Regions from separate parts of the Homo sapiens genome. Here region 1 is linked to region 2. A link is a loop called in an ENCODE intact Hi-C map of the cell type or tissue named here. Cell type or tissue: dorsolateral prefrontal cortex. All regions are shown on one strand. Each heading gives the region's core, and the rest is flanking DNA. Links, peaks and the distances in the headings are about the cores only.

Region 1 (16,154 bases), core at 5,457-13,456, 230 kb after region 2:
CAAGTACTGCTGTTCACTAGAAGAGAGGGAGTTAATCAAGGAAGAGAAAGACATGGGCTCCCTCATGGGAGAGAGACAAAGGAAAGTTCCAAAATAACAGCTCTGCAATAGGCCTGGAGAGCAATCAGATAAGGTTTCACAAGAAATCAGAGGACCCAAAGAGGAGGATTTCTGGGAGAAAATAATTTTGACTCAATTTGATTAACTTTGACATGTAGAAAATGGTATTGAGATGTGTATAATAATTGTGTTTGAAATTTTAGGAAGAATTAACTATAGGTAAACATTACAAAAAGAAAAATAATTTTAAACAGGCAACTATTGACTTTATGAAACATAACACGTAAAGCAAGTAAGAAAAAAGAATAGCTTGTTTGACTATCATTGGACTCAGCAAGGAACAATATGTATATAACTCACAACATGTAAATCTTAAGAAGTATGTAATTACAAAAGAGGGGATATAGAAGGTGTTTATATAAGATGATGCCATAACACAGTCAATACACAAATTATAAAATTGATAGATCATGAAATGTAAGTCTAAGGCATATATTTAGAAACATGGAAGCAAATAGATGTGTAAAGGAAGTCGTTGTTCTTGGAAAAAAGAATTTAGTAGGTTAGGAGATATGGAAAGTAGAAGTCTTTTTCTTGATATTGTTTTAAGACTGTGCCAGGCCAGGCACAGTGGCTTAGGCCTGTAATCCCAGCATTTTGGGGGACCGAGGCAGGCGAATCACCTGAGGTCAGGAGGTCGAGACCAGCCTGGCCAACATGGTGAAACCTTGTCTCTACTAAAACTACAAAAATTAGCCAAGCATACTGGCGGGAGCCTGTAATCCCAGCTACTCGGGAGGCGGAGGCAGGAAATCGCTTGAGCCTGGGAGGCAGAGGTTGCAGTGAGCCGAGACTGCACCACTGCACTCCAGCCTGGGTGACAAGAGCAAGACTCCGTCAAAAAAAAAAAAAAAAAAAAAGAACAAAAAAAGGACTTGCAAAACTGAATGCATTGATGATGAGACAAAAAAAGCATTTAAAAAAATCGGTAAAAATTCAAACAGAACAAAATTTCTATTCCACGAATAGTCTAAATAATCTCAAACATATAAATGTATGGATATATCTCTATTTTTCTTACATGGGTAGTAGTAAACTGTTCACTGTCTTCCAAAATTTTAAAAATATTTATCAATATATTTTATAGATTGTTTTCTATCTCCTTTCTATCTATAGTGATCTACTTTCTCTTTACAGTCTGCTCAGTATTCCATTTTATGAATAAACTGTGATTTATTTGATGGTAGAAGCCCTCCTCTTATTTTTATTTTTATTTATTTATTTTTTTGAGATGGTGTTTTGCTCTTGTTGCCCAGCTGGAGTGTAATGGCGGGATGTTGGCTCACGGCAACCTCCGCCTCCCAGGTCCAAGAGATTCTCCTGCCTCAGCCTCCCGAGTAGCTGGGATTACAGGCATGCGCCACCATGTCAGGCTAATTTTGTATTTTTAGTAGAGACGGGGGTTTCTCCATGTTGGTCAGGCTGGTCTTGAACTCTGGACCTCAGATGATCCACCCGCCTGGGCCTCCCAAAGTGCTGGGATTACAGGCGTGAGCCACTGCACCGGGCCGAAGCCCTTCTCTTTTTTTTTTTTTTTTTTTTTTTTTTTTGAGACGGAGTCTCGCTCTGTTGCCCAGGCTGAAGTGCAGTGGCGCGATCTCGGCTCCCTGCAAGCTCCGCCTCCCGGGTTCACGTTATTCTCCTGCCTCAGCCTCCTGAGTAGCTGGGATTACAGGCGCCTGCCACCACGCCAGGCTAATTTTTTGTATTTTTAGTAGAGACGGGGTTTCACCGTGTTAGCCAGGATGGTCTCGACTTCCTGACCTCGTGATCCGCCCGCCTGGGCCTCCCAAAGTGCTGGGATTACAGGCGTGAGCCACCGCACCCGGCCCACCCTCCTCTTAAAACGTACAATTCCTTATGTAGTCAGCCTATATGTAATTTGTGTACAAATTAATTTTGCATAGAATAAAATACCAATACCCCAAAAGGCATAAACTATCTTGGAGGGCTAATGAGATATATATAAAAATACTTAATTTCAATTGTAAATGCTGATTAAAAATAAATTTTAACTGAATATTCACATATTTTATTTTTGGGTAAATTCATGTTTCTGCAAAATGGGTTTTCATAAAATAATACATCATTTAACATTAATACTTACTAATGTTAACAAGTATCTGTCGTGTGTTTAATAAATATGTAAAGCTCTAAGGGTGTCATGAGGGAATCATGGAACATTCACTTCTGAGTATAGTTAAATTAATTAAGAGGCCCCTCTAGTTTGAAAAATGTAATAATTAGTATTTTAAAAATATTTGTACTGAATATATATATGTATTCAAAGAGAAAATTAACAACTTTAAAAAATACATATTTAAAATAGCTCACTGTAGTCATCTAGTAGGAAAATACATCTTTATACAAACAGCAAGGAGTGATGGTTATATTACCATCTATTTTTCTTTTCTTCTTCCCTTTTTAATTATTCTCTCTCTCAGAATAAAGTCAAAATACTATCAAACATTTTTTTAAAATAAAATTATCTTGGTTACTAGCGATAGGCAAGTACAAGTTTCTGACCGTAAGTACACTCTTTCACAGTAATCTTTAAATTGGAAGAGTGTAGGGCATTTCAAATGGGCTAATGAAGATTTGAACACATAGGAGACAATAAAACCCATATGATTACCAAGTCTAGAACAGATGATGAAAAGAAAACATGATATTTGAACTTACAAATGGGAACATAGCTTAAATGAAGTGAGAGAAATTTTCACACACGGAAAACATTAATTGAGTGTCTGTAAACTAAATTTAATTCAATTCAACAAAATTTACTGAATATTGATTATGTGTTCTGGACCTTTATATGGTGCTAAAAACACAAAGTTATGATCTTTAATTTAATATTGTATAACAAAGTTATACAATAACACTTAATTATAAAAGTATGTATAAAGTGAAATGGAAACATAAATGGGGGTCTATGCTTATGAGAATTCGGGAATGTAAATACAATGTGTTAGAACTGCCCAATGCGTGCGTGTGTGCGTGCGTGCACACACACACACACACAAAGGTAGCTTCGGTGGGACTAAGATATTTATTACGGAAAAAAGAATACTAATTGTTTTGAAATAATTTTATCTTTATATATCTTTATCTTTATATATCTATTTCTGAATCCATACCTGTATCTTCAACTTTATATTCATGTTCAATTTTTTCATGCCAATTTAATATGTTCTTTATATACAATAACCTACAAAACTGATACTATTCTTTTTTTCAGTTTACTACATAAGAAATTGAAGCATAGTAAAGAAAACTTGGCCAAGGTCACACTTAATGAGTGACGAAATTCTATCATTTTTCAAACATGCTCTAGAACAACACTGTCCCATAGAATTTTCTGCAGCGGTAGGAATGTTTTCTACCTGAGCAGTTTAATTCTATAGCAACTGGCCACATATGACTATTAAGCACTTGAAATATAGCTAGTGCACCTGAGGAACTAAATTTTGAATTTTACCTAATTTTAATGCATTCAAATTTAAATAGCCAACTCCAGAACATATAGAAGCAGACAGTGGAGATGTAGGAGGAAGGAGGAAGAACTGAAGGAGTAAAGTTTTTTAGAAAGTGGAAATAATAAGGCCTTACCCCACGTGGAAGAATTGGACTTCACTAGGATAAAATGCAGCTTTTCTGATGTTAGAGGAGGAAATAGGAGAAGAAGGAGATACATAGAGTAGGTCAGTGGATGAGTAAGGAATGAGAGCATTGTGGTGACAATGAAATGTGAGACAAAGGTGACAGTGAGGGACAGAGCCACAAACAGATATTTCAGGAAGGGCTATAGTGGTTGATTCTATTTCTTATACATACGTAAAGACACAATGAACGAATATATCAAAACAACAACGGTTATCTGACTGGGGAGTCCGGGGAACTGGATAAGTGGAGAGAGGGTTAAGAGGAACAGTTTTCACTTGTTCACATTTTTATTCTTTATTTTGGTTTTCCAACACATGATAATGTATTACTTGTTCAAAAAATTAAGTTAAAGAATTAAAAATATTAGATGAGAAGACTTAGAAATGTTTTTACTAAATAATGATAAACAGGATTGCTGGGAAGTATTGAGGACCCTGCAGAAATCTCAGTTTTATAAGAAACAGTAACAACATTTGTTGTATTTTTTAAAAATTATTTTCCAGTGCATATTATTACAGAAAATGTCAATTTCATACAAACAACGACAACAAAACAGTTTTATCTGATGAGATTTTTGACAAAGTAATACAGTTGAATATATATGTATTATATATTATATATGTATTATATATAATATATATGTATTATATATTATATATGTATTATATATATTATATATGTATTATATATAATATATATGTATTATATATAATACATATGTAATATATATTATATATATGTATAAATGTATAGATTCATACCTGTTGGGTCATTGAGAGGGCATTGATGGAAGTGGGAATAGGATAGTGATTGTGAATGGGTCTGGAAACTTTAAACTCTGAATAGGGTATAGATCTTTTGAAATTAGTTTAAAATAGTTTGGACCTAATAACTAGGTGCTGCTGATAACTAAATACATGGTAGAGATATTCCATGGTATCCTTTCTATAAGTAGACATTGCCTAAATCTCAAGCTTGTTGGATAATGATATTGTACTAACAAGGAACTTTATATCATAAAAAATATGAGATAAAATGTTAAATGCAGGTTTTCTTTCACGTTCTTCTTCCTTTCTGATGGCTGAAGAATTTTGTTCTCTAGTTTCCTGAATTATCTTTCCTTTACTCGTTTTGTTTTTTTAACACCAAGTACTCTATTATTCTATGGCGATATAGCCGTGGTGGGCTTCCTGATACTTGAACTGGGGCCTGGGAATCACACTGCTTTAACATTAAGGCAGCAAAAAAGGAAAGGAAAAAATGGATTCTGCTTAGATTTGTACACATTCTGATCCCATTTTCAATAGAATGAGGACAATGGGCATCACTTTGCCTTCTCTTAGCTATTTAGTTTATCATCCATCCTTGTTTTTTTCTTCTAGCTTTCTGTGGAACTAAAACACACTGTCAGGCCTTTTGCTATGAGTGTGAAATGCACAGCAATATAAAAAAGAAAATAAGTGCAAAAAGAATATAGCAAATTAAATGCCTCTGTGATCTCAATTCTATATTTATGTGTGAGATTTAGGGGTAAATATGTATATGATATCAAAAAGACTATTACATATTTAAAATTTTTTGTTAATATTAGATTTTATAGTGATCATTCTTCAAATATCTTCCACACAAAACCTCTATAATGAGCAATAAACATTGCTTATTAATGAAACACATTGCTTAGCCTGTCAGGATGCTGTGATACTTTTCTGTAAATACTTTACATGTGGGTTTTCTTTCAAGTCAGTAGAAAAAAAATTGTAAAGAAACATGCAGAAACAATTGTGTAAGATTTTAAAAAGCAAGATTGCTTGGTGGTTCCGGGTATATGGTGGGGAGGGGTCCTACCTATTCCAAGGGAGGAATTTCCTCAAATTCGTGAGAGATTTTCCTAATTTTTGTTCACAATTCCTGGAAGAGATGACACTCCTTTGCCTTCAGACCAAGATAAACACATCATGTTGAAATATTAATTCCAAATAATCTATTGCTATAAAGGTGCGGACATTTTGTTATTTAATATTCAACCTCAAATATACCAGAGTATTAAGTAGAAATAAATAGTATTTTAAGGACTTGCATTCTATAATCTCTCAGTAGCAGAAGGGGATCTCTGTTGTAGGCTACTGTCAAAGGGCACTTAAAATAAGATTGAGAATGAAAAATGAAACCTAACACCAGTGTCTCTTCTGACTACTCTGCATAATCTAACGTACTTAAACTCTTCCTGCAAAACCCTGCTGCTTTTCTGTTGCTTGACATTCTGACCGTTTTTGAACCCTTGAACTCTGACAGAGAGGAGGGACTTGGAGAGGTTGTCATCTGATCTATGTTAGAAGGCAAAAGGAATAGCTTTCTCTCTAATAGCACTTCTTTCTGCCTAGCAGTTGGTGGGAGATTAAAACGATCTAGGTGGATAAGGCTGGTTAGAGGTCTGGGGACATCACTTTTTTGGGAGGGCTTGTCTGCATGTCAAAAACATAGGTAGGTCATTAGAAGTGGAATGTTTATTTTTTCCCCTCTTCTTTTCTGCCACACATTAATAACATTTTACTATTTATTCATTTTTATGATTTACTCCAAGTTTTGAAGAACGAATTCCTGCTATGCTACTGTCCAGCCAGGATCGTGGTTAGACACTGACATTCTGAATTCCAGCCATATTAATTGCTGGATAAAGGCTATAATCCCTCTCTCTTTGAAGCCCAAGGCTGATTTTTAGGCAACACTTCAAAAGCAGAGCACAACTGAAGAGGCATATTTCCTACCAGCACTGAATTACCATGATTGACTCAGCTTGCTTTAGACATGGGCCTTACATATTTGGATATCCAGCAAAACAGTTAGATTTTTGATATTAGAGCGTGAAAGAAAATACCTTTTGTGATCCAAAAGCTGATCTATTACTCTTTGGGAGATATTTAGATGGCTGTTTAAACTACTTTAAAAATAGAAACACCTAAGTCATTCTTTTTTCTAATAGAAAACATCATGCTTGAAAGTTGTCTCTCTCTCTCCTTTCTCTTTCATATTATGGCACAAATAATATGAAGCCATCAGTCTGAGTCCACTATGATTAACGACAAAAGCCTATGTAAATAAGATTTTCAAACATTCTCAAATTATTATAACCCTTAGAGATCCTTTTAAAAATACTTTTAAAATCAGCCATTGAACATTTATATCCAACACTCGTAATGCCATTGTAACCAGCATTTTAAAATAAGGAAGTGTGATGTATAAATATCCTTCAAAAGACTAGACAAAAATGATAACCACTAAGAACATAAAAACAAACCCCCAACCAAAAAATGACTGAAGTAAATGAAAATTTATGACCAACATGGAACTTTATATTAGTGTCTTTTTCACTTACAGCGTGTTTATCTCCGAATCTGTACTGTAAGGACTTTCTCATATAGGATTTGCCAAGTATGCTTAGTGGGCTATGTTTGAGAAAGATTAACAGTATTTCACATCAAAGGAGGACCCTGCTGCATGGTCTTACGAGATTGTCATTCACTCCCATTATGGCTCATTTGCACAAGATTTTCATGTAATATGAGCCATTGTTTTGATGGCAGTGATTTGACATAAAGACAGGGCCGAACTGCATCTCAGCCTCCTAGTCAGTCAGGCTGGGGGGTATCTTGGTCCCAAAGAACTTGCCAAACATAAAAGGCAACTGTTACTCAGTTATGGATTGGCCCCACCCCCCTCAACTCTACTCCCTTGTTTTTAAGGTGGAAAACTTCTTGAACGTGCATGGATACCATAAAAATTAGACAATGCCTGCTTGTGCAAGATTAGATACAGTTTAACCAGACAAAGTTTCAGATATCCTATTTAAAATTGCAAGTTATGAGCTATTTTAAAGAGCTGCTTTTTCTTTTTGTGCTTTCTGCCATACTTATTTTGATTTTAAAATAATTTGAAGTGGTGAAAAGTAATGCCTGAGCTACATTCAAAACTTTTCCACAAGCAATATTTGTGTTTTTTTTCTGGTGAGTTAGTTTCATGGCTATGCATAGAATACGTATTTACATACACTAGTCACTAACATTCTCTCCCTCTTTCTTTCTGCAAGCTAGATTAAAAAGAAAAAGAGATGCTATTGATGCTTCCGCAGTGCCTAATAATGTAAATAGAAAAGAAATATTCAATCAATAATCTGGATGATTCTAAATGTGATTTTTATTTAACTAGATTTTATTTAACTAAAGAGACAATTTTCTTATTAAGTCTATTCAGTATATATATAGACTTTAATATAATAAACTTAATAAGATACTTTACAATATTTATAAAATATATTTAGATGTATTAAATATATAAGTAACATGAAAAGAAACATTTTGAAATGGTTTATTCAAAGTATTAAATTAAATGTGAAGAATTAAGAATGAAAACTACCTTAGAATACAATCAATGTTTAGTGCCTGGTTTGAATTTTCTAAACTAGTGTGTTTAAAATCTGTAATTGTAACTCTTCTACAGCATGTACTATTAGTAGCAAGGTACTGGTTAGTTTTATGTAACATTTGTTCCATGCATTTAGATACAATGATGCATCCAAATATTTAAATTTTTGAAATTCATTTTGTAAACTATACCAATATCTTACCTAAATTTTGTGTTTAGAACAAGAATGACTATAATTTTGGGGGGGTGTTGACTCATTTTTAAGCTCTTTACAGCAACCATAAAACAAACAAAAGTCATAAAACAAAAGTGAACTCAGGTGATTTCGTGATACTTGAGAAAATATTTACAAGTGATTAATATTTACTCACATAACATTTTGTAAAAATATGAGCAAATATAAATTTTTAGTCTAAAATTATTGACCCCATTCAACCTCAAGAAATTAATGACAGAAATATAATTAGGATAACATTTTATATTTAAAAACTGCATTAAAATTTAGCATACAGAAACTAGCATGCTCAGTAAGATATTTTTAAAATATATATTTTCTTAGAAAAATAATGAACAAAATAAACATAAAAACTAAGAATGAGATAAGCAATCAGAATATTTCCTGCAAATTTTTAGTTTGAAAAATTTTAACATACAAAAAAAGTTGAAATACAGTACAGTAAACATTCGCTTGTTCTCCACTCAAAATCAACATTTTTTTGCTACATTAAGTTTATCTTTTCCCTAAATCGCTTGAAAGTAGTGACACTCCTAAATTTTGCAGCACGCATCTCCTATGCACAAGGCTATTCTTCTACATAACTACAATAAGAGAAAAATTGAAATACTTCTGTAAAATCTGGTTATCATAATATTTAAAATTAATTATAGATTAATTAGAGCTCAGGGATAATTAAAAATGCATAAATCTTTAATGGCAAATGCAATTTTACTGATCTATATAAACACTTTTTCAATTACTTTAAATTTATATTCAGACAACACATTGATACTTCCATTGGAGTTTATAGATACATTTTGAAAACAAATACTAAATTATTAGCTAAATGTATTTTCCTTTATGAAACGCTTTCAAAATACATGAACAATAGCGCCCTCTACATTTGGATAGCAAATCATGAAAAAGATTTTACTAGTTGAGAAAAGGAGCATTTAACAGTAATCACTGTGGGTTTGGGGACAAATTATGTGATTGCAATACATTACAAAATTACATGGCAATCTCTCACATGAGTTTACAGTATTTTAAACCATTGATTTAGTATAGAAAATCAAACTCTGGAACCTCAATATTGTACCATGTAGCAAAACACTGACAAAAATAATAGTCAAGAGGAAATAGAAGGCTCTCTAGGAAAATATAAACCTACTTAAAAATAAATTTAATTATATTATTTAATAAATTTTCAGAAATCAGTTATAAGTAGTTAAAATTGTGTTATTTTCCTTCCTTGCTTATATAAACAGAACCTTATGATGTTTTCAAATTCAGAGGTGCTCCAAGTCTTTTAAAAATGCTATTTTCCAGTATCTACCTATTGAAGAAAATACAGACTTAGAATCTAACCTTTAATATGCTTTCATAAAATGAAATAAAATTAATTGGTAATTTTAAGTTCTTTTGAAAATTCTTTTTCCGATTAATTCATAATAAAGTTTATAAAATTACAGACATATAGAATATAATATTATATATAAATCCTCATGTCTGTCACTAATTAGCAAAACCATCCCCTAAACATTTAGTACATCATCCTGCAAACAATTCAGAGAAAAATATGTGCATATTTAATAAGTTAAAAAAATAGATTTTTGTATCATAAAACAAAATTATAAATATATATTTGTGTTTCCTTTTTCCAACTATAAACACTTTATTTTATGGCACCTGAATTTTTATTTGTCTATAGTCAACTTCGTAAAAAAGATGTACCTAATGTCAATAAAATCAATTCCACGTATTTGCATTTGGAAGGTTTTGTTTTCTGTTTAATTTTGTTTTTTCAGTGCAATTTTTTCACTTAAGATAAATATGCTTATTTAAAGAAGTAATATTTTGCTTAAATATATTCTTTTAAATACATTTGATACTGTGTCACTATTAAGCTTCAAGGACAACGTAAATGCTGTAACCTAAAATAAAAACTTTTTAGTAAATTATTTGTGAGCTGTCAGTGGTTAAAGAGCAGATTAAAGTAGTTAAAAACTGGAAACATGTTCTGTTATTCCTGCTGAATTTAATGCAAGAGTCTCAATGTCTAAGATACTGCATTTTAAATAAAAGGCAATAAAACAAAAGTTAAAAACGAATAAGTGACAAACATATTTTATTTTTAAATAGTCAACAATTAAAATATCTGAAATGAATTAAATTCCTGCAAACTATTTTGTCTATGTTAAGTTACAGGAAAGCTGCACAATAAAAAAGCTTGTGAGGAAAAAAAAAGGAATGCTCTTTGAAATTATCCTTTTAGTCTTTTCCTTGGCTTACAGTGCCATGAAAAATCCTAGAACATGCTCTAAAATTCTAAAGACAAAATGCCAGTGACTCTGGGGATCATCTTGTTCATTTTAAGAGCAAATTAAAACAGTGAAAGAATGGTGCAAATAATTGTTTCATATGTTCTTTGCTTGTGACTGCTGTAATCATCGGGCCTGATTTACAAATGTAGACTTGAAGGTTTCTCAGCTTCCTGCAGGGTAGAAGACTGTTACTTTGGCACTCGCCCTCTCGCCCTTGTAATCACCACTCAAAACTGTGCCCTGGTACTTCCAATTCCCAGTCTCTTGATTGAACACCTCATTCTGTGCTAACAAGGTGTCCAAGGTATTTGAACAGGGGCTCCAGTCGGAAAATTGTTAATGGTTTTGCTCATTAAGAGTTCCTGCACTAGTTTTGGTAATTTGATAACTGTCTAAATTGCAAGTTGATTTTCCCCCCTTCAGCTTTAAGGATGCTAAATTTAAGACAGCAACAGTAATAGCTGAGTTTCAAAATTGACAAGGGAAGTTGAATACTGTCTGTGTTATTATGCAATAGTTTCCACAGGATTAATAAAATTATCTTGAACGTCTAGGTTTATTTTCCATTTATTTTCAAGATTTTATTGAATATAAAAAATTTTCATAGGGTGCACCTATGAAATAGCTAAGATTTCCTGAAAGTTTAAGGGACAAAAAGAAGCAACAACAATGATTTGTTTCAAAATGTGAGAAACAATAGAGCTATGACAGTATTTTAAAATACTTTACATTAAAATAAAATCAATTAATTCTATTTTTGACACAACATGATTTCTACAAATATGTAAGTATGTCTAAAAACACATATAGCCTTATTTATTTTTAAAACATATAAATAATGTTGGTTTACTTTACTATTAGAATGACTTTTCATGGTCATTAATTATAAAGTCCATTTTTATTCATATAGAAAATTTTAATAGATATATATTTTTGCTGAACAGTTTATTTAAAGAATAATTGCAAATGTGGTCTGAAAGCTTAAAATTGGCTTTTGGAAATAATAGATGTAAAAATTCTGAGAACATTTTTCATGAGTTAAATGCATTTGCCTCTATTGAAATGCCTTAACAATGCCAAATTATTTTATTATAGAATCCATTTCTTTATATTTCTATACTCTATAAAAGATATATTCCCTTAGTGGAATTAAGAAAGCCAAATTAAGAAAAAATCAATATTTATTGATTCTTTGGTTCAGTTTAAGACCTGTGATCTACTTTATCAATTCAGATTTTAAAGGGAGAATATTTCTAAAAAGAATTTTTCTTACTACCTATTTCCTTTTTTCTTAATCACGAAAGGCTATTACTAAGTTTGGCAGCAACATCTCCAGGGATTTCTTTTAAATTGTTTTTAGTGATTTGGACAGTTGCCATTTTCTCAGAGATGAAAATGTGGGAGAGGAGATTCAGCTGAGGATGGAAGTTTCTCCCTATATGGAGCAAAGGGCTGTTTTAAAGTGATTTATGTGGCAGTTTTCTTCTGTGTCACCATTATGTCCCTGCTGCCTGAGTGTGACAACGTGGTGCTGGCTAACATTTTGGTAATAATTTATTGGGATGAGATTTTTTTGGGGGCCTGAAGTTCAGCCTGCAATCATTTTAACACTCTGCTAAAAGGCTTAAGTTCTCTCCAGGCTTATTTATTTTTCACTTTGGAGCTGTGCACTCACACAAAAACCTGCCTACATAAATCTGCAACTTTTCTTTTTGAATTGAAAGTTGAATGCAGACCATGACTTGTGCATATAAAAAAATGCAGAAATAATGCCCCCCTACTGTGTAAGTATTTTTGTTTTTCATGAATCAAGCCCAAAGTTATTTAAATTAATTCTAGCCTCATCAGCGTAATAGAATATCATTTTTTGGCTTCTTAAAAATACTGATGCATGGATGTATTTTTACTGGTTATTTGATCAAATTTCTCATACATCTTAAAATTATATAACACAAAGAAAAAAACTGATGGCTATAGTTTCATGCTAACAGACTTTAATCAATCAACATTAAAGTATAATTTTTGATGGTTATAAATCATTATATTTTATTATATTTTTGAAAACACAGAAAACAAAGAATTTATAAGGTTTTTTTGTGTGTGTTTACACTGAAAGCTCTGCAATTGATTAATCAATCGGGGACTCCTTGAAATTTTACTCTTTGAAGTTGGGTGTCAATTTAGAAATTCTATCACACATCTAAGCTGGATGCCTTTGTTTGAATATAAAAGCCCCAACTTCCCTACATGTTTGACTATAAGAACAGGCAGGTTAAAAATATAGTTTATTATGCTAGACCAAGATTTAGTTGTAGATGAAAAATAAGTTACTTTTGTTTAACTTGAAATTTTCAACAGCTGATCAATATGCCTATGAATATATTAGGATAATTTTTGTTAATATTGGTGGCAAGTAGCTAGAGATTGGATTTTTTTTCTTCCCCTGTGGGATGAGTCAACAGATTCCTGCTTTGAAAATACCATTGACTTCATAGTCATGCATCTGTAATTAGGATATGATCAAGCCAAAAATGGAAGTTAACAATAACTAATGGGAATTCTAGGCTTTTAAACTTACTTTTAAAATTTTCTACTGGTCCTGTAATTTTCTTTAAAAAACTAAGTACTGCCAAGTCAAAGAAGATGACATTGTTTTATGATGCTTTAGCGAAATGATATCAATGTATAGTCAATTTAGGTAATTGATTTCTATACCTGGTCATGAAAATCCCTCAAAATTTACTTATATTTCTTGTATGGATAAAATTATTATAAAATACAATAAAAGAAAGTTGTATTTATCTCGATATTTTGAATGTTTTTACTAGTATTTTAGCATTGTCTGTGACTTTTGTTATTATGTTATGTTATTTTAATCATGAGCACCCTTATAAAACAAAGTAAGCTCCACAAAGGGAAGATCACACAATTTTTTTTAACGTGAGAACTTAACTTTGCTTGTGGTTGAGTGCTTAATGTATTTTTTTTCTTTTTAGGAATTGCTGAGATGCAAGCTCATAGTTAGCATTCTAATTTCTATCAGAAGGTAAAGGATTTAATGCTTTGAAGCTTAGTATCTCAGAGTGAAAAGACCATGAACATTTAGATACTTATTTTTATTAGTTTTGTTTATGTTAGTGGAAATAATAATACAATTACTGTTCCAATGTTTTAGTTCTCAAGTTATGATTATAGTAAATCTAATGATGTAGTTCACTAATCTATAGAGAAGATAAAAATTTTACTATGATATAATGGTATTATAAATTATCTTTTAAGTGACTAAAATATGATGAATTTCTAGGCCTGAGAACATTTTGGCTAGAGTGAGTTGATTCCAGTGTTTGAGAAAGCTGGCTTAGTATTGATGTTTAGCAGAATTCACATTTATTTTATCTCATCAGTCATAGTAAAGCAAAGTCAGTGTTGGAAAGGATGTTAAAGGCCAATTTACAAATAGGCAAAATGAGATAGACAGCTAAGGTAAACTTGGACATGATTTTTCCTTATAGATCTTGACTTTTCAATTCAGAAGGGACTTTTCAAATGAATTAATCCAGGGGCTTCATTTTAAAGATGAAGAAGTCGAAGACAGAAGAGGTTCAGGAGTCTTTCCAAGGTCCCACAGCTAATTAGCAGTCCCAGGACTAGAATCTGAGTCTCCCACTTCACAGACCAATAGTCTTTCCACTCTCTCTGACCTCTTCAGTCACATCAAAATTAATGCGTACTTGAGTGGTTACACTGAATGGAAAAATAGCAGTTGTGCCTGTGTAGATTCACTGACCTATTGAAGATGACTTGGTCCTACTCATCATGTATTTGTGACTTGTAAAACATCTTTAAACCATTCTTATACACTAATTCATGGTACAGAGATCAGAAATAGGACAAGATGACATTCTGCTAAAATTACTAGCAAATTTAAAAGTAGATTACTTGCATTTTTTATTGAAGTTATCTTGAATATGGGAAAACATTGAAGAAAGGAAGAAATTTTTAAGAGCTTGACAGTGGTTTGATTTTCATGGTATTTTTATGTTACTGGAAAAACATATTTTAGAGGAAAGATTTGAGTGTGTGTCTATGAGTATGTGTGTGTAGTTTTTAGGGGGTATAGAGTTCATCTGTTATTCTGTATGCTACTTTCTAGAAACAATCCATACCAGCCATGATTATGAGAGGCAGGGAAATAGCTGCAGGAAACAAATTTCTAAGATCCAGCCAAACAATGAGGGCTCGTATATGATCGTGTTATGTGGAGATATGGTCTAAGACTACAGCGATAGAGATAGAAGAGCTGTTATAAAATCAGAGATGGTCATGAAAGACTTCACAGAAGAGGTTAATTTTCAAAATAAATAAATAAACAAAAAGACTGGGAGGATAAATAGGAGATCATTTTGGTAACAACCAATGCAAAGAAGGTTATTATTATAAGAGTCCACCACATTCCCTAGCCTACTGGACTATTTTTGTTCTGAATATGCAATATGCTTTCACACCTCTGTGGAACTGTCTCATGCTCCTCCTTCTATGTAAAATATACATTCTCTTTTTGTTTGACTGGAAAATACCCATTCACCCTTCAAAACCTAACGGGGGTGGTATTAGAGCTCTTTAGCTTTCCTAGACTTTTTCTCTTGCCTCAAACAAAATTGTGTGCTCACATACTATACATTACATTTTATTCTAAATTACAACAGTAATAAATGCTTGTTTGGAAAATAAACATTCGGTGTCCTATCACCACAGAAAATCACATGAACACTTGGTACCTTTTTTTTACATAAAAATACATATAGATGGACATATATACATGCTATATACACATTACACTATTCATATATGATTGAAATGATACTATTTACATAGTTTTTTAATCCTGTTTTGTTCACTTACTATTATATTGTGAGTATTTGCCCTTAGAACTATGTCTTCTTTATTTTGATAACCTAATAAATCCTTTTTAAATTGAACAAATGTAGGTTTAGAGAGAAAACTGGTGGTTGTGGGGAAGACAAATTGGAGGGAAATCAGTTCTTACAGTGTCCCAAGCAAGAGCTGATAAAGGGTGGGGCCAGAGCAATGGGAATAAGGAGCAGAGATGGGTAAAGCCTTGGCAAGGTCAAATGTGCTGGAGAGAGGTCAAGTGGAATGGGAATCTTAGAGGGACCCCTGAACCTAACAATTAGTAAATTGTTAGTGATGTTTGTAAGAATGATTTGGGAGAAATGAAGGGCCAGTAGCAAGATGGCCCACATAGAGTAGGAAGAGAAAGATGAGAAATTAGGTGCTGTGATATGGATTCTCCTCCAGGAATTTTTCCAAAAGGGACAGAGATGAGTAGGGAAGGAGCTTGAGAAGAAGGCAGGGACCAGGGAAGTATGTTGTTGTATTGTTACATAAGA
Region 2 (16,154 bases), core at 3,185-11,184:
GGCCGGGTCGAGGAGAGGCCCCTCTAACCTGTCCGCGAGACGGAGGAAGGGGGCCCTTTCGCGAAATGAACGGGAGGGGGCGCTAACTCCAGTGTTAATGCCCAGGGACCTCCTTTCTCAGGGACATGTCTTGGTTTCCCCTCATGGCCTCCTTTATCACACCTGCGCGTCTCTCGCGCGCCGGGATCCTTTCTCCCAACGTTTTACCCAGGACTGCAGCCCTTGCCCTACGAGTTGAGTCTCTAGTGTGTTATCTAAGGAGACCCAGCATTCCCACCCCAGGAGTCGTTGTCTTCCCACTCCATCCAGCCCCTTGCTCCAACCAAGCCCACGGGAACCAACTCCTCAGGAGTTAAAAAAAAAAAAAAGTGTCAGGCGAACTGCTCACTGAGGTGGCTCCTGAGCAGTAGGTGCAGAGGCAACAATGTATGCGGGTATCTAGAGGTCCAGTGACCACGCAGTGGAGGAGGGAAGATGGCTCTGGTGATTCATTTGAAATAAGTCTCCCAGTGGCTGGGCCAGATAAGAGTGTGCGTGCATCGGATGCTAAAACTCACCAGATATCTCAATCGGGGCCCAGGGAAGTGTCATGTGGGCTGTAGCCTCCCAGTCTTCAGGCATAGGCCTTCGCGCAGGTATCTGAATGGAGCCTTGAGGTCTGAGCAATCACTTCTCCCAGAGGGGGCAGGGTCCAGCTAGGAAGATCTCTGCGGCCAACTGTGCCTCAGACACTCCACCAGCGCTTACTCAGGTCTTACAGCCGAACTGTCCTGTCTTTTTCTTTCCTTGTTTTGATTCCCACCAGCTATTGGACTTTTCTCTGGGAATTCAGGGGTGGTTATTTGACGTTGCTCTGAGCTGGAAATGTAGAAAGGTAGCCTTTCCTGGCAGACACTGAGAGGATCCTTTCAACTTTTTCCATTCTATAAAGTATTAATAAATTGGTTGATGATGTCAGTGCCATTAGGGTGAAATTGAGATGAGAGAAGTCTTTCTCACAATGGCTGCTTTAGGGGGTCCCTCCATTTTGCTGTCCTGAGACTAGGCCCCCAGAGATATTTGTGTGAAGCGGTGAAGAAAGACTGAGGAGAGAATTGGAGGCTTCTGGAGGGCCTCGAATCTCGTCCAGGATGAAGAAACAATAACAGGACACCAGGATTCAAAAGAGGAAGAGAAACATCACATTATTTATTTCCAAAGAAAATAGCCAAATGCAGCGCCATGTACACAAAAGCCTTTGGAGGGAAAAGGAATCACAGATTTAATATCATTTACATTTATATATTTACAAGATCAAGCCATGGCTTTCAACTTTGTTGTTCATTCAACAATCACTTTCAGTCAAACAACTTTTATTTTCAAGTTAGTTCATAATTTAACTGACACTAAAGAGACAGATGATAAATCACAAACAGTGTGGGTAGAGAGGGTACAAATAGTCTAAAGATTTCAGCCAGGCTTTTGTGTATATGTGAATTATGATTACAAAATGTTTGCCTGTCTGTATAATTCACATTCATTGCAATTATTACATTTTCTCATAAATTAGCAATATAAACAAACATATGGAGACCTTCAGTTAACAAATAAAATCAATATCAGGAAGAACATTTTGCAGCAACTATAATAACAGCATGGGTTACAGCTTGGAAAAACTTCTTTACAAGCCATTTATTCAGCACACACAGAGTAGGGGGACCAGCACATCCTTATTTATTTAAACCACCTTTAAAACCACCACAGGAGTTTTGGGGAAACCTGAACTGGGTGAAAGTTTCTTTGCTGGGCACAATATAAAATGAACAACTTCACACGTGAATGAAGGGAAGGATGGGCATTTACATGCATTTTCGATCACTGTGTTGTAGACCAAACCTTCTAAACTTCAATTGCCAAGATTCTGAAGGAAACAGGAAATTAATAAAATATCTCTCTCCTTCAGCTATTCTCCTTCTTATTAACGGCAGAAAGGGCTTGTTGATTGCTGCTAGTGAGAAGAAACACACAATGGGTCTATTTTTAGCAGAGGTGGCTTTGAAGGAGCAGGAGATATTAACAATTGCTTGGCTGCATTCTTAAGTTCCAAGGATCCTGGGCAAGAATATTAGGAGCCTGAGGGGTACCCAAAGGAAACCCATCTATGTGACCCAACTTGGGCTGATTGAATGCAAACCAGAGCAGAAAGAAGCAGAAACACAATTATGGACTTAGGGTATGTATTCTGCTTGCACCCTCTCTGCATTCTTTTCCTCATGTCCCAAAGCTTGTCCCGAGGGCCCCCCAACTTCTGCATACTTCACCAGACCAGGCCCTGACCCTGATGTCTAGGCATTGCTTTTGTTTATCCCTTAGCAAGACTTAGACCTAAAGTTATGTATTGATGCAGTGTGTGGATATTGTTTTAAAAGAAGTTTGATTTTTATCTCTTTAGAAACGGTTTGAAACTAACGGGGCAGAGGGAGTTTGACAGAGAGGAGAACAAATCGCTGACAAAGAACCTTTTACGTTTCATCAGCGTTGTTAGGACGACAAGCAGGAATGTCTCAGATAATAACTCCCACTTCAAAGATTTCTCAGCTCAATAGAAAGCGGACCATCCTTTTTATTCAACCACAAGGACTGGCACTAAAGAAGACTCCACTGTTTGATTTTTTTTTTCACTGTGTTTATTTTTCCCCTATTCACTGGGGTACTTGGATAAAATAAACAACAAGACAATTAAGGGAACATGGACTTCTAACTTTCCTGCCATCTTCCCCACATCCCCTTGGCCTTGGGCTCTTGAGTTTGCATCTAGGACTAGTCCAGGCCTAAGGGTACCACACACCCTGCCTTAGAAAGAAACAAGTTTCAGGGGCCGCAAGAGACTTTTGGGATGGAAAGGAAGAAGAGTGGCACGGAAAGCCAGAGTGGAAATTCCCAAGGGCACAGTCTGAACTCCTCAGACTCCCCCAGGGTGGCTCCCTTCCCCCCAAGTCGCCATTAAATTTAAGCCTCCATCCTACTCAAGAGTCAGAAAGGCGATTTGCACAAAACTGAGCTTGGAATGCTCATTTGTTAAGCTTCGGAGGCTGCTTTAAAATCTTTCACTCCTGATCCTGGAGCCTCTTTGGGGTGCAGTCAAGATGCACAGAGTCCTTGTGCTCCTCCCTTTCCTGAAAGTGTCCCCTGCGCCAAAGCCTCCCACATCAGGGTGCAGAGTGAACCCCTAAACGTGGGCAAGTCGGGTTCTAGAAAGGAAGTATATACTGGAGAGCGCAGTGACAGTATTAAATGGCGTGAAAGCAAAGGTCAGCGCAAATGTATCTTAATAGAGTGTCTGTAGTGAAGTGTGCCGCCTTTGAAGCGGCCGCTCCCCGCGCGTATTTCCATGGCGAGCCTAACGCGGCATGCTGATGCACCGTCAAACTCACACTTTCAACCCCAAAACCCGACTCTTTGAACAACCCGAGCTTGATTAGACCTTTCTCCTTTTCTTTCCCCTCTTACAAACCATTTCCTCGCCTTTAGAAACTCGCCATCAAACCCAAACGCGCCCTCTGATCACCGCAGAAAGCAGAAACAAAGGGGGCTGAGCGGCGATTCAAGCGGCTCTTTTCTTCCTTCACATTATTATCCATTTTTATTATGATCGGGTACAAGTGCCCATTCGCGTGGGTTTTGTTTACCGGAAATTAAATGAAAATGATTTAGTCCGCGTCAAACAAAAATATATACTTGTATACACAAGAAAAAAGGTCTGTTAGACGTAAATATTATGTCCTTAATGAAAAGCCTGGACGGGCTCCAGGCTTGGCCTTTCAGGATTTCAGTGCGACTTGCACATTGCCATAGAAATCCTAACTTACCATGAAGATGCACCGTGGCGAAGAAACACTGCTTTGTGCGCGGGCCCTTTGATGTAGCAGGCGCGAGATGCGGGGCGCTCAGCTGCGCGGAGCGAGATTACCTTGCGAGCAACGCGGTGGACATCTGTAACAAGCAAATGAAAAATTAAAGGCGATTAGTGGCCGACCAAACATTTTGTTTTATTTCATTATTTTAGATTGAGATAGAAAGCAAAATGGGGAGCTTAGAAACAGAAGACAAAGAAAAAAGTCCTACTTCAGGAAGGGGGACTTTTTAAACATTGGCAGAAGCAGCAAGTTCCGCAAATGCCCTCTGCACCTTAGTGGTGGGGTTGGTGTTTCACTATGGGAAGGAGTTGTTTGTTGCCGACTGCCCGCGCTGGGTCAGGCAGCCTCTGGGCCCTATTGTATTAGGTGTAGGCAGGAATTTCAGTCCCCCTTTCTCAAGGACGGATTCACTAAAGGTGTATTTGGAAGACTGCATTTTTTATTTGGAGTCATGAAAATAGTTCCACTCCAGTTAGGATGTTATTTCATCTGATGAAAGTTGTGGGGGCTGCGGGCAGGAGTGCTAATTGTCTAATTGCGTCTGAAGAGGATAGAGCAGAAGAAAATTCATCAGTGGCAGGGCCAGGAATTGTTTGCTGGGCTCAGATTTTAAAATTGAGGTCTTTTGTGGGGCCCTCCCCAGAGAGAAAACCTACCTCCCTCCCCAATACACACACACTGATTTTCAAATTCTTAGGGAACTGAGATGAGTCTGCCAAAGCTTTATTATTTTATTTTCCTTTACTTCTTCAAGTCTTAGCTAGGATTTTGGGGCAGCCGCATTCTCCCTGCAGATGGGGGGAGGGGGGAAAAAGGACCTGATTTTTTTCCCTTTGGCCGCAATTGCAAAGGCCTTTCTCGCCCCCTCCTTCAACATCTGGTTCTTTTTTTCTGGGGACTTCATACGCAGCATATCAAATACACATTCAATCTAGACCCACTGGGTGTTTGCCTTTACAATATTTATTATTGTGGATCATTTCTCTAGTTCCTCCTACACCTTTTTAAAAATAAGACGAACATTGTGCAATTACTAACAAAGACCATCACCGAATTGACGCAATTCACCCAGACACGGCCGCCTAGGTCAGGTCTCTCCACTTTAGAGGCTTCGACTCAGTGACGTCATCAGCTCGCTCTACACCCGGAGCCCAAGCACCTACAAGACTACACAGGCAACGCCTCTACAGGGGTTGGGGTGGGAAAAAGGCCCGGGGAGGCCTCACAGCATTGAATCCTGAAGCCTCTCTGGTGTTCCTTTGTCTGTATTTCTTGTTGTTTTGAATTCACTCCCTACTCCAAGTATACAATGTATATTGAGTCTGTGGACGACAGGCAGATGTTTATCTGTGTGCCCAGGCCACTCCATAGGGGTGGAAGCGTCTAACCACCACCCACCCACCCCCTGCTGAAAAGACGATGAATCTCCCTTACCTCCTTTATAGAGGAGGTTGGAAAAATTAGGACTTGTGTGTTTTTTGTTTCAAAGGATACCTAGGGAAGGGGAAACCATAGGAAGGCAAAGAGGAAAGAAACTGGAGTCAAGAAAACGGCTCTGGAATTCCCTTTGCCCCCTTCCCTTGATCTGAACTTCTGAGGTTGGAATTAATGTGGGGGAGGGGAGGGTTAGAGTGGGGGTGGGAGCGGCCCAGTCCTCGAGAAAAATATTTCCCATTCTGCGAAGCATGCGGGAAATCTGTGGCTTTACTTTTGTCATCTGCAGTTGACAGGATTGCACATAAATTCTCCAACTTTTTTTTCCATCTCCCTGTCTCTTTTCGCCCCTAACCCTGGTTTTATGATACCCAGTCATGAAGGCGCGTGTGGGGGTGATGGTGCTGATTGTGACTACAGAATAAATAGGGGGACCATATTTATCTTCTAAAATAATGGACATTATATTAGCGTATTCAGTGAGCTCCAGCAACTATTACAGGTGGCCGGCCGGCCTTCCTTCCTTCCGCCCTCGCCCTCTTCATGCCTCAGAAACGTGGCCTACTCTGCATTCGGTGTGTGCGGAAGCAGCAATCACAGAGGCAGCCCTAATACCGGAGGCGGCGGCGGCAGCAGCAGGGCCAGGTGGTAGCTCGGGGCTGAGGATCGCGGCGGGGGCAGCCGCTATGGGGCCCAAGCCCTGACACACGTACCATTCGCTCAAGTCGGCGGTACGCGCCGCCACCGCCGCCGAGGAGGCCACCTGGGACTTGTGGCCGCAGTCCGACGAGGGCGACACGAGGGCAGACGGTGTAGCCGAATCGTAGCCAGAGCTGGGCGGCGGCGAGCGCCCGTGCACCTTCATGTGCTTACGCAGCGAGCTGGGGTGCGTGTAGCACTTGTCGCAGCCCCGCACCTTGCACGTGTATGGCTTGTCGCTAGTGTGCACGTGCGAATGCTTCTTACGGTCGCTGCTGTTGGCGAAGCGCCGCTCGCAGCCCTCGAACTCGCATCTGAAGGGCTTCTCGCCTGGCGGAGGCAACGCAGAGACATTAGTGCTTGTGGGTCGTGTTCCCGTCAGGTGCTTGCCACCCTCCCCCATTCGTCTCTCATTTTCTGGAAAAGAACTACAAAATATTTTCAGAAATCCCTTTCCACGGCGCCTCAGGTCGAGCACCCCTTTCCCTCGTGCAGAGAGCGCCCCCGGTGCCCTCTCTTGAACGCCTCCATCCCTCCCGCCTTCCTCCTCTGGGCTCATGGGGAGGGTATGGAGGAGGAGCGACAGTGACTCCATCTTAGTCGAGTTTCCATCCTCGAAAATCCTGATCCACTCGGGTTGTTTCCTCCAAATTTTCTCCACTTGGAACCAGAAGCACCTCTGCTCGGAAATACATTAACGGAGGAGCTCACAATATAGTTAACGGGGAAGCTCACATCTGCTCGATTTAAAGTTGCTGTTTCAGACTAACTTCTCTGCCGCTACCCCGCCCAGCCGTTCATCCCCCCCACCCACCCCCATCCTGGCCCAAATTGTTTCCTAAAGTAGGTTTTGCGCAAACGCCAAAGCGATGAAATAATTTAAGGATGCGCAGCCGATGCACATTGTGTGTGCATAAAGTGGATTCGTGCTGCAGGGAGAGGTATTCTGAGCAATGATTCACTTCAGAAGAGATTTTTACAGGAATGGAGCCCCCTCCCTCTTTCCTTCTACCCCCTGAGGGCAAACATTTAGCAGCATTCTTCAAATCTTGCCTAAACCTTCCGGGATCCCTCCAGATACGCTCGCCAGTAATAATATTTCATTACGCTGCTCCAGAGGCTTCCTGGAGACCGTGCTGTGGGCAGCTGGCCCTCCCAGTCCGCACTGACTTGCGATGTCGACCGGTCTGCCCAGACCACCCCCACCTGGCTGTCGGGCCTCTCGGTCCTAAGACGAGGGGTTGGCGCGGTAGGGTCCGCACAGGCCAAATGGGATCCGAGGTGTCTACCGCAACCACGCCCTTGAGCGCTGCGGCTTCGGGAAGAAAACAGCTGCTGCTGTCAGGCCAGGCCTGGCTCCGCAGCCCGGAGGGCCACCAGGCGGCTGGCATAGGCCGGGGAGGGGCTGGGATCGGTGGCTGCGATGCCCTGTAGAGCCGAGGGAAGGCGCGAGTGCACGTTAGAGTGACAATATTGGCCGGACCGAGCCCCAATCGGGGAGCTCACGGCCAGCTGAATTCGCTGACGTGTAGGAGAGGAAAGGACCCCGAGAACCCGGAAGCCTAGATTCCTGCCGGAGCTGCAAGTGCTGCGGAAATGGGGGAAGAAGGTTTCTGGGCGCTTTAAACAAATGGCTGCCTCCCAGCGCTCTGAGTTAAGGGACCGGCTACCTAGCGTCTAGCTGAGGAGGAAGACGCGCAGCTGGAGAACTGTTGCCTTTGTAGTTGCTTCTCCCGCCGCATCCAGGAAAAACAGGCGCTTTGGGGCTGGTTAGAACAAACAAAGCCCCAATTCCCGAGCCCTGTTGAGGCTCGGACAGAGAGGTTTGCGCACAACCTGCGCTTCTGCGCAATCAGCGGCTCCTGAGCCCGGGTCTCCGGCACCACCTGGTCGCTGGATTCCCACCCTACAGGAGCACAGCTAGTACACTGAACAGTCTGGAAGGTGTTGGCACCTGCCATTTCGCGGGACACTGGCACCATTTTATAAAACAGTGATAGAAAGATGCGGAATAAATCAGTGTTCCTATTTGCCCCCATTTTTATCTCCTCTGATTCCTGCCAGCATTTGCAAACCCAAAACTTTCTTCCTTCTTCTCTTTCAAAAAAAAAAAAAAAATTACAAAAAACATACAATTCAGGGCCTGCAAAAGAACCAAGGTTATTTTGAGAAAACAGAGGTGAAATGGAATTAGAATTTGGTGCCCCTCCCCAACAACCCCCACCCCCAACAAAAATCCCGCCAAACGCTTATCCGATCTCGTGAGCGCCTCACTGGACATTCACGTAAAACAAAAACAATTATTTCGCTCCAGACGAGGAGCAGAGGAGAAAACAGCAGTGCACTGAGTGATACCGGCAGCCGGGAAGTTCGCAGGCCCCTAGGAGGCCAGGTGAGGCCGCGCCCCAGCTTGCTCCGGAGCTGCAGGAGGCGCCCTGGTCTCTGCGCTTGACATCACCCCCGCCCCCCGCCAACACCCGGCCTCCAGTCCTTCCCCCTCCCTCCAGCTCCCTGCACTGCGCCCTGGGTGGGTGGGTGAATGTGAAGAGGCGGCGTTGGGCTAGGCCCCTGCAGCCCGCTCGGAGCGTCCTAGGCCCGGGGCTGCGCTGTGAAAGACCCAGATTCTCATCCCAGAGGCCCAGCAGTCCTGAAAGGCCTCCTCTCCGACCCTGAGCCGGGTCCGCCGAACAAAGTTCGGAAGCTCGGGCTAGCTGGGCCAGCGCCATTTTCTCGCACTTGTGGCTGGATCTGGTTGTCCCGGCGACTGCGCCCCGGCGCGGTCTCTTTTCCTCTACCTCGGATCCCCAGCACTGACTCGCCCTCAGACGCCGGGGAAGGTGTGGTGAGCTCCCGGCCCCGGCCGAGGGGTCCCTGGAGAGGAGCTGGGTGGCGGTGGCCAGGCCGAGCGCGGTTGCTGGCCCGCGCCTCCCTCCCCGAGGCACCATTGTTCCGGGATCGCTGTGACCGCCACAAAGTGAATCCTTTCGGTGCGGACAGTCGCCTTCAAAGCCAGGCCCCGGATTCAGGTCAGGGAGAATCTCAGCTCCTGAGAAATTTGCTCCTGTTTGCCGCTTCTGCTACTCGAGGAAATGAAACGCCATTAATATTTGAAAAGGCAATTATTTTCCTGTTGAATCGAGAACTGTCTTCATGAATAATTTGTAGTGAGGTCTATTGCCATTTGAGAAATATTTTTTTTCCCTCTCTCTCTCTCTCTCTCTCTCTCACTCTCTCTCTCTTCTTTTTATGACTAGGAGGGGGATTTGAGGGAAATGCCCGAGCAGGCCAGACTCTGTAGTTCGTTGTTGGTCGTGTTTGTTTGTTTGTTTGTTTTTGTTTGTTGTTTCCCCCACCCCCCACCGCTAATGAATCAGGACCGCGAACCGAAAGAACGCACAAAATTCTGTCCTGAAAACACGAAAACCTGAGCCAGCCGTGGCGCACTGAACTTGCTTCTCTGCTGTAGGTCGACTGTGCTAAGAATTTAACCATTTTCTGCTTCACAGAATTCAAACAGTGGGCCGGCAAAGAGCTGTAAAAGTTTGTTTGTTTAAAAAAAAAAAAAAAAAAACCCTGTCATTAAAGATGAGTTCCTTCTCCAGCTCAGGACTGCGAGTCTACCTTCCGGGTGTCCGCCGCCAGCTCCCGGAGTAGCAGGCCTGGGGCCAGGATTCCAGTGTGACCTACCGCCCCTTCCCGAAGCTAAAACCTCTGGTGAGGGGGTGAGATCCATGCGACATTGTGGGAAACCCTGAAAAGAACTCAGGGAAACCGTACACTTCCAGACAAGCTTTAGAAATAAAGTGCCAGGCTCCAAGTGGACTTTGGTCTGGTCTCCGCATGTGCCAGTGTCCGGGCCATGGACCTTCCCCGGGAAGGGAGAGTTTGGGGAGAAGATAGGCGTTAGAACAACTAGCCTTAGGAAGTTCTTTGACTCCAACAATTGTCGATGTTCCAGCAAGAATAGGGGCGAGTAAGGCAAGGCACCGGGCAGTAGGAGAAGTGGGGCACCAAGCTGGAATTCATTTTATTTTCTCCTGTCCCCACCAGTCCCCTTCTCCCGCCCCCAAAATGGGGGAGGGGAGAAGATGTTGATTTCTTAAACTTCCAGGGAGGAGGAGCGAGAAAACCCTAACTAAGGAGAGTACAAACAATGGCTGCTAAACTAATTAATGTAACTTCACAGGCTGTTCTGGAAGTGTGAAAACTTTCTCCTTGCAGTTGTATTAATTAGAGATGCTCTGGCCAGAGGAGTTCAATTTTGCAGGCTCTTGAACGATACTCCTTTTTTTCTGTTAACTAGAAGTAGCAGATGTAGTTGACACATGTCCCCATTTCCCTTAGCAGCTTGGTAAATGATATTTAAGGTGGATAGGTCTGTGCTAAAGCGAAAGTGAGGGTCCACCAAACATCCCTAGTGTCCGGCCACCAAGGCTCAAAAATACGTACAAAGTTAGCCCATTCGACCCCCAACTCCTAAAGAAGGCTCCAGGGCCTGGTAACCTCTCAGTCCAGGTGGGCCAGGTTATCAGGACTACAGGTGGAAGAGTTCTGCTGCGCAATTCCAAAGGGACAAGGAAAAAAGTTAGACAGCTGTTCTTATGTCTTTACGACTTTGGGGAACAATGCTGTTTTAAAATATCTTAAAATCAAACTCTTAAGCAGAGAGCACATGTTTGCACACACAGGGTCTTAGGCACGTTCACCCTTGTCCCCCCCAGAACAGAAATCCCGCACTATCCTCCCTACACACAGCCTCCGGAAACTTCTGTGATTCTAAGAATAGAAGCGCATAATTAATATTTTATGGCCTTGGCTCATGGAAACAACCCCAAAATATTTCCCCCTCCCCTCAGTTGGGACTTGAGGAAATCCAGACCCGAGGGCCTGCTTCCCCAGAGGGTCCGCACGCGACAGACAGCGCCGAATACTGACCTGTGTGAGTTCGTTTGTGTATTTTGAGATTTTCTGATCTAGCAAAGACCTTCCCACACCCCGGGAAAGGACAAGGGAAGGGCTTCTCGCCCGTGTGCACGCGGATGTGATTTACAAGTTTGTATTTGGCTTTGAAGGGCTTTCCCTGGCGCGGACACTCCTCCCAGAAGCAAATGTGGTTGGCCTGTTCCGGGCCGCCGACGTGCTCCACGGTGACGTGCGTGACCAGCTCGTGCATGGTGCTGAAAGTTTTGGAGCAGAGGCTCGGGGTCGCGGTGCCGTCGGCCGCCAGCCACTTGCAGATGAGCTCCTGTTTGATGGGCTGGCGCATGTAGCGGAAGAAAGCGCCAGGACCGTGGGGCGCAGCGAGGTTCACCGTCAGGTTCATGCCCCCGTAGCCATGCAGGGCTGCGGCAGCTGCCAGGGCGTCGCTGCGGGCCGCAGGCCCTGGCGGGAAGGGCTCCGGCCGCGCGTACATGTCTCCAGGGAGCCCCAGACGCAGGAGTCCATTCAAAGGACGGCTGGGGGAGGCCTGGGGAGGCTCCTCGTGGAGGCCCGGGAACACCGAGGGGCTGGAGGCGGCGGTGAGCTGGGGGCCATGGTGTCCAGAGCTGCTACCTGTTGTCGAAACAAATAGCGCGCATGAGAACGGGTGGCGTGGGCTGCGCGCTCTTCCCTGGGCCCCGGGGGGCAGGCCCAGCCCTGCCGCACTACGGCCTCTGCAGTCAGCCGTGGAACTCAGAGCCAGACAGCGCCAGCAGTGAACCCGGTGGACAGAGCAAGGCCAAACACCTCCGCCGCCATTGGGCCGAATTGCTGTTGGGCCAAGTCCCCCGCCGCGCCATGAGCTAGAGAGGGATGGTAGCGGCAGAGTAGATGTAAGGGGTAATGGAAGGCGCAGGGCTGAGTCTGTGGGTTGCTGGGGGTTCTGCTCCAGAGGGGTAGGAGCTGAGCCCCAAGCGCACTTTGGCGGCTAACACCCCGGGGCTCTCCGGGGCACGATGCCCTGCGGGGAGTGGAGGTGACAGAAATGATGATGTTGGAGGTGGTGGTGGTTCTGAAGCGCCCCAGCCATATATATTTTCAGTGCCCCGCTTGGCTAGGAGAGGGCGGCCGGCTGCTTGCCGACCCACGCTCCCCGGAGCTCCCTGTACCGGGCCGCTAACACCACTGCCACCTGACAGTGGGGAGGGGAAAGGAAAACCACACAAAAAAACTTCTGTAAAGTTTTTTTTTTCTTTCTTTCTTTCTCTTCTTCTTCCCAAGGTTTGGATTTGGGCGCGCCCACCCCCTTGGCTATTAATGCCTACGCGAAATCCTGCACACTACAGAAGTAGCAGCAGGGCGCGTTAGGAAGTCAATAGAGATTCAGGGCCGTGGCCTGGACCCACAGAGAGGAACAATCGCCTGGGTAGCCCATTGGCCCGCGGCCGGGTCCGACGTCAGTGATGACAGGTCCTGCCGCACGCGGTCGGTCTCTCTCTCTCTCTCTCACACTTCCCTGCTCCAACCGCCACCCCCTCACACACCTCTCCCCCAAACATATACCCTCTTTCCCTCCCTCACCCCACCCCCACAGCATCTCAAGCTTCCACTGCTCATGCGCTCTGACCCGGGCACAAATCCTTTTCTCTCCCCTTGAGCCTCCTCCCCCTCCTCTCCGGAAAGCTGAGTGGATCAGCTTTGACTCAGGGCTCCTGGAAGTACTCGGGGCTGGGTTATGCCACCATTCACCACAACTTTGGGGAGGCAGCATTGCGGGACCTCAGTCGGGGCTGATGGGCAGCATCGTGTGCGCAGAGATGGCGGTCTCGTTGGGCAGTTTGTCCCTGCAGCCTGCAAGAGGAGGGGGTCGGGATCGAAGGACCGAAGGAGGTTGCTGACTCAGGAGCCAGGAGCTGAGAAACTCCTAGGCTAGCAGCCGTTGAGCCTAATTTTATTTTCTGGCTTTCTCCGAAATGTCTCGTTTCCCTCATCTTTCTGGTCCTTTTCGTCTCTCTTATTTTCCCCAAAACGTCTACCTCACTTCGTCTTCCTTTCTCCTCCCCTCCCCCTCTCTTTCCTCTATACTCTCTTCCCATTTAGCCTTGCAGGCCCCTCCTCCCCGGTGTTGGAGAGCTCAAAGACGCGCGAAACTCAAGGATCTGGCCCTGACCAGGGACGGGATTAGGCGGGAAGTGGTGACGGCCTGAAAAGGCTGGGCTCGAACCCGTGCCTTCCTGAAAGGACTCTCCCCGCCACAAGTCACACCCACCCGCAGGCCTGCTGGCCAAAGAAACAAAGGAGTCGGGCGTGGATCCAGGAGAAACAGGTTTTCGCTCTCGGATCTCCCTGGGCAAATCAGGGATCCTGAGCGCTATACCCCGCAGTCGTACGGAGCCTCTGGGAAAGGGGATTTAAGGGTGACTTCCACTTTCAGCTTCGGCTACTTGTTGCCTGCGGTCCAAGCCTTCTCTGCTTCCTCCTACCTCGTCTTAGGCCTCTGTAGAAAGTGCACGCCGCGTTTCCCCTTCCAGGCTCTGAGAGGGCCTGCAGGCCCGTGGCCGCCTCCGACAAGATGCCTTCCAGTGCTAGGGGGGCCACTTTGGCGGGATGGGGGTCGGTTGGTTAAAAAAAACTTAAGTTCTGGCTCAGTCGAGTGTGGCAAAAGCCGAGGGTCGGGGGTTGGGGGGCTTTGGGGGCGAGCGGTAGTCCTTTGTCTGAGCCGACCGGCTAAGGTCAGCTGCGTCGTCCGGCGATTTAAAGGGCTGCTGGCCGGGACTCCTGCCTTGTCGCTGCAGCCGAAAATGCCAGTCTAAGTGCTTGGGCTTCCCTGGCGGCCATAAAAAGTGTCCCCCAAACAGAGAAAGGCTTGTATCTTTAAGAAAAGTTTTAAAGATTGAGTAAAATATCCCATACCCCTTAGCAGAGGCAAGAAATTTTGGCAGATACCAGCAATGCTGAATAGAAATTGACTGAACTGCCCCTCCTCCCATCCCCAGCACCAAGGACTATTCTTATACATTTCCTGGTCAGTAAATAAGGCCTTAAAAAATTTTTTTTTAAAATAATTAACTGATGTATAACAGTTGGCAGATTCTTTGAGACCTTCATTTAATGCATTGTTCCTCCCTTGGGTGCACTTTAGGGAGGGATTAACTTCCACAACAATTTCTCTCTACTTAGACACGTCCAGGTCTTTCTGCTCCTCCTACAGGAAGAGCTTGGATAACTCTACCAATAGATACTCCTCAGTATTTAAAAAAAAAAAATTAGAGAAGAGTATTTGACTGCCAGACCCCCACTCCCTACTCTCAAAACCAAGGGCTTCCACACAGCAGTTTTGTGACTAGACTCTCAGGATATGTCTCCCTGGCTTTCACTTTCTCCCATGGTTTACTCCTCCACCAACAGGCACCATCTCTCTGATCCTTCCCCTGCTCTGATCCTTCATCCAAGCAGTGGCATGGCCAGGTCTCCAGTGAAAGGTTTACACATCTCAATGAGTCATTTCACCTCCCAGGTGTATGTTGAATGATGCAATTGTCTAGGCAACTCTGGACTGAATCCATGAAGGACTCCAAAAAGCAAAACAAAAGCCAGAGTATGTTTTTACCTGAGACTCCTTGCCCAGTTGTTTTTACTATCCGCATCTTAACACCAAACTTGTTCAGCTTATGTGGTATTCAGGTTTAAGTGCAGGGGAACTTCTGCAATATTTCGGCAATTAAAATTTTTTTTCTCTGCTGGACCCTAGGTAATCTAAAACTAACAGTTCAGAATGTTTGTCAAACTCACTTTAGCTTTAAGACTCTGATTTGCAAAAACACGGATTTTTTTTTTTTTTTTTTTTGAGAGGGAGTCTCCCTCTGTCGCCCAGGCTGCAGTGCAATGGCGCCATCTTGGCTCAATGCAACCTCTGCCTCCCTGGTTCAAGCGATTCTTCCACCTCAGCCTCCCAAGTAGCTGGGATTACAGGCACCCAGCATCATGCCCAGCTAATTTTTGTATTTTTAGTAAAGACGGAGTTTCACCATGTTAGCCAGGCTGGTCTTGAACTCTTGACCTCAGGTGACCTGCCCACTTCGGCCTCCCACAGTGCTGGGATTACAGGCGTGAGCCACTGCACCCGGCCAGATTTCTTAATATATACACTGTGACCCCACCTCCATCAAAAGCTTTGAATAACAGTATGGACAGATAGGAGAAGAGGGGTTTTTAGTTGTTTCAGGCTGTGGAACCCTTAGGAAGCCTGGTGAGTCTGTTGAACTTCTAATAGTCCAGTATTTGCTGCACATATTCATCATAGAAGAAAACACTAACTTTCCAATAGAAGGTTGTGAAAATAAAGAGGCATTTTTTTCTCCTCCAAGTTTATGGGCCCTCTGGAATTCTAACCACTGACTCTCTGGACTCCAGGGTTAAGAAACAGAGGTTTTATACACATAGTCTGCTAGCATACTACACACTTTCTGTTAGTCACTTTGCCTTTGAAAAGCTTTGAACTTGTGTATGACTTTTTTGTGCCAGCAGCAAAAGGGCAAACACATCTGATTCAGCCAAAATCCTGGAGAGTAGGCTGGCCCCATGGAGCTCCTTCCCAGATGCAGCCTTCTCTTGAAAGCTGAAAACATCTGGACCCATTTTAGGTAGCTTCTTCTTGCTTGAGTAGCCAGGGGTCAGTAGACCTGCAGGTCACTGAGGTTGCCTGATCTTTGCAAGTTCCTTAGAGCTATATGGTCTATATGTTGGTTGGCTAAACCCAGCAATGGGACCAGACATTCTCCTCGAAGGACATTTCCCCAGAGACAGCAATAAGGGATTACATAAGGATCTTCAAGGTATATCTTTGAAATAAGCCCCAAAGCAGTATCCAGTTCAAGGTGATGGGGCATCAACAACTGAGAGGTATATTTTAGTCTTTAGAGAGATCATTTTGAGTCTTCCAGAGCCTGGGAAGCAGGGAACCCAGGCTACAGAGATTATCAATTGGGCTGGCTAAGGAATGGTGTCTCCTCAGTGCTCTTCAGATTTTTTTTCCAGAAACATCTCACTATACCTGCCCCCAACACCAAATGCTTGACTGAAACATTCTATTCCTACCCATGCCTGGAGATATAACATTGTTAAGTCTACTTTTCTGCTTCATTTGTAGAGAAAAAGAGTATCTCACAACCCACAGATCTTTAGCACATGTCAAAATGAAACACT

Evidence for each region. A loop is a pair of places that touch in the nucleus more often than their neighbours do. Peaks named below come from ENCODE experiments on the same cell type or tissue, not always from the same donor. Only the 100,000 strongest peaks of a DNase experiment are listed, where the experiment ranks them.
Region 1: a loop joins it to region 2, with 15 times the contacts of the local background. A loop is called at or near these places in 11 of 110 quality-filtered maps.

Annotation. Positions count from the first base shown.
Region 1 is chr3:147,607,901-147,624,054 of GRCh38, forward strand. No RefSeq gene overlaps it. Among named protein-coding and RNA genes, the nearest start is that of ZIC1, 210 kb to the left of the region's middle. RefSeq lists a silencer at 5,986-6,035. In dorsolateral prefrontal cortex, for the core only: CTCF peaks have their summits at 9,306 and 9,514; no DNase peak of the experiment used is centred there; H3K4me3 peaks cover 472 bases; H3K27ac peaks cover 4,337 bases.
Region 2 is chr3:147,384,888-147,401,041 of GRCh38, forward strand. It overlaps ZIC4 (Zic family zinc finger 4), which reads right to left. Exons shown (of 5, transcript NM_032153.6): 3 at 10,965-11,582; 4 at 6,044-6,359; 5 at 1,159-3,972. The coding sequence ends at 3,972. ZIC4-AS1 (ZIC4 antisense RNA 1) reads left to right here and starts at 1,975. Exons shown (of 2, transcript NR_046703.1): 1 at 1,975-2,212; 2 at 2,432-4,019. RefSeq lists enhancers at 5,590-6,106, 6,107-6,621, 8,491-8,992, 10,842-11,579. In dorsolateral prefrontal cortex, for the core only: CTCF peaks have their summits at 7,455 and 8,451; DNase peaks (open chromatin) are centred at 7,494 and 8,514; H3K4me3 peaks cover 6,821 bases; H3K27ac peaks cover 8,000 bases; H3K27me3 peaks cover 8,000 bases.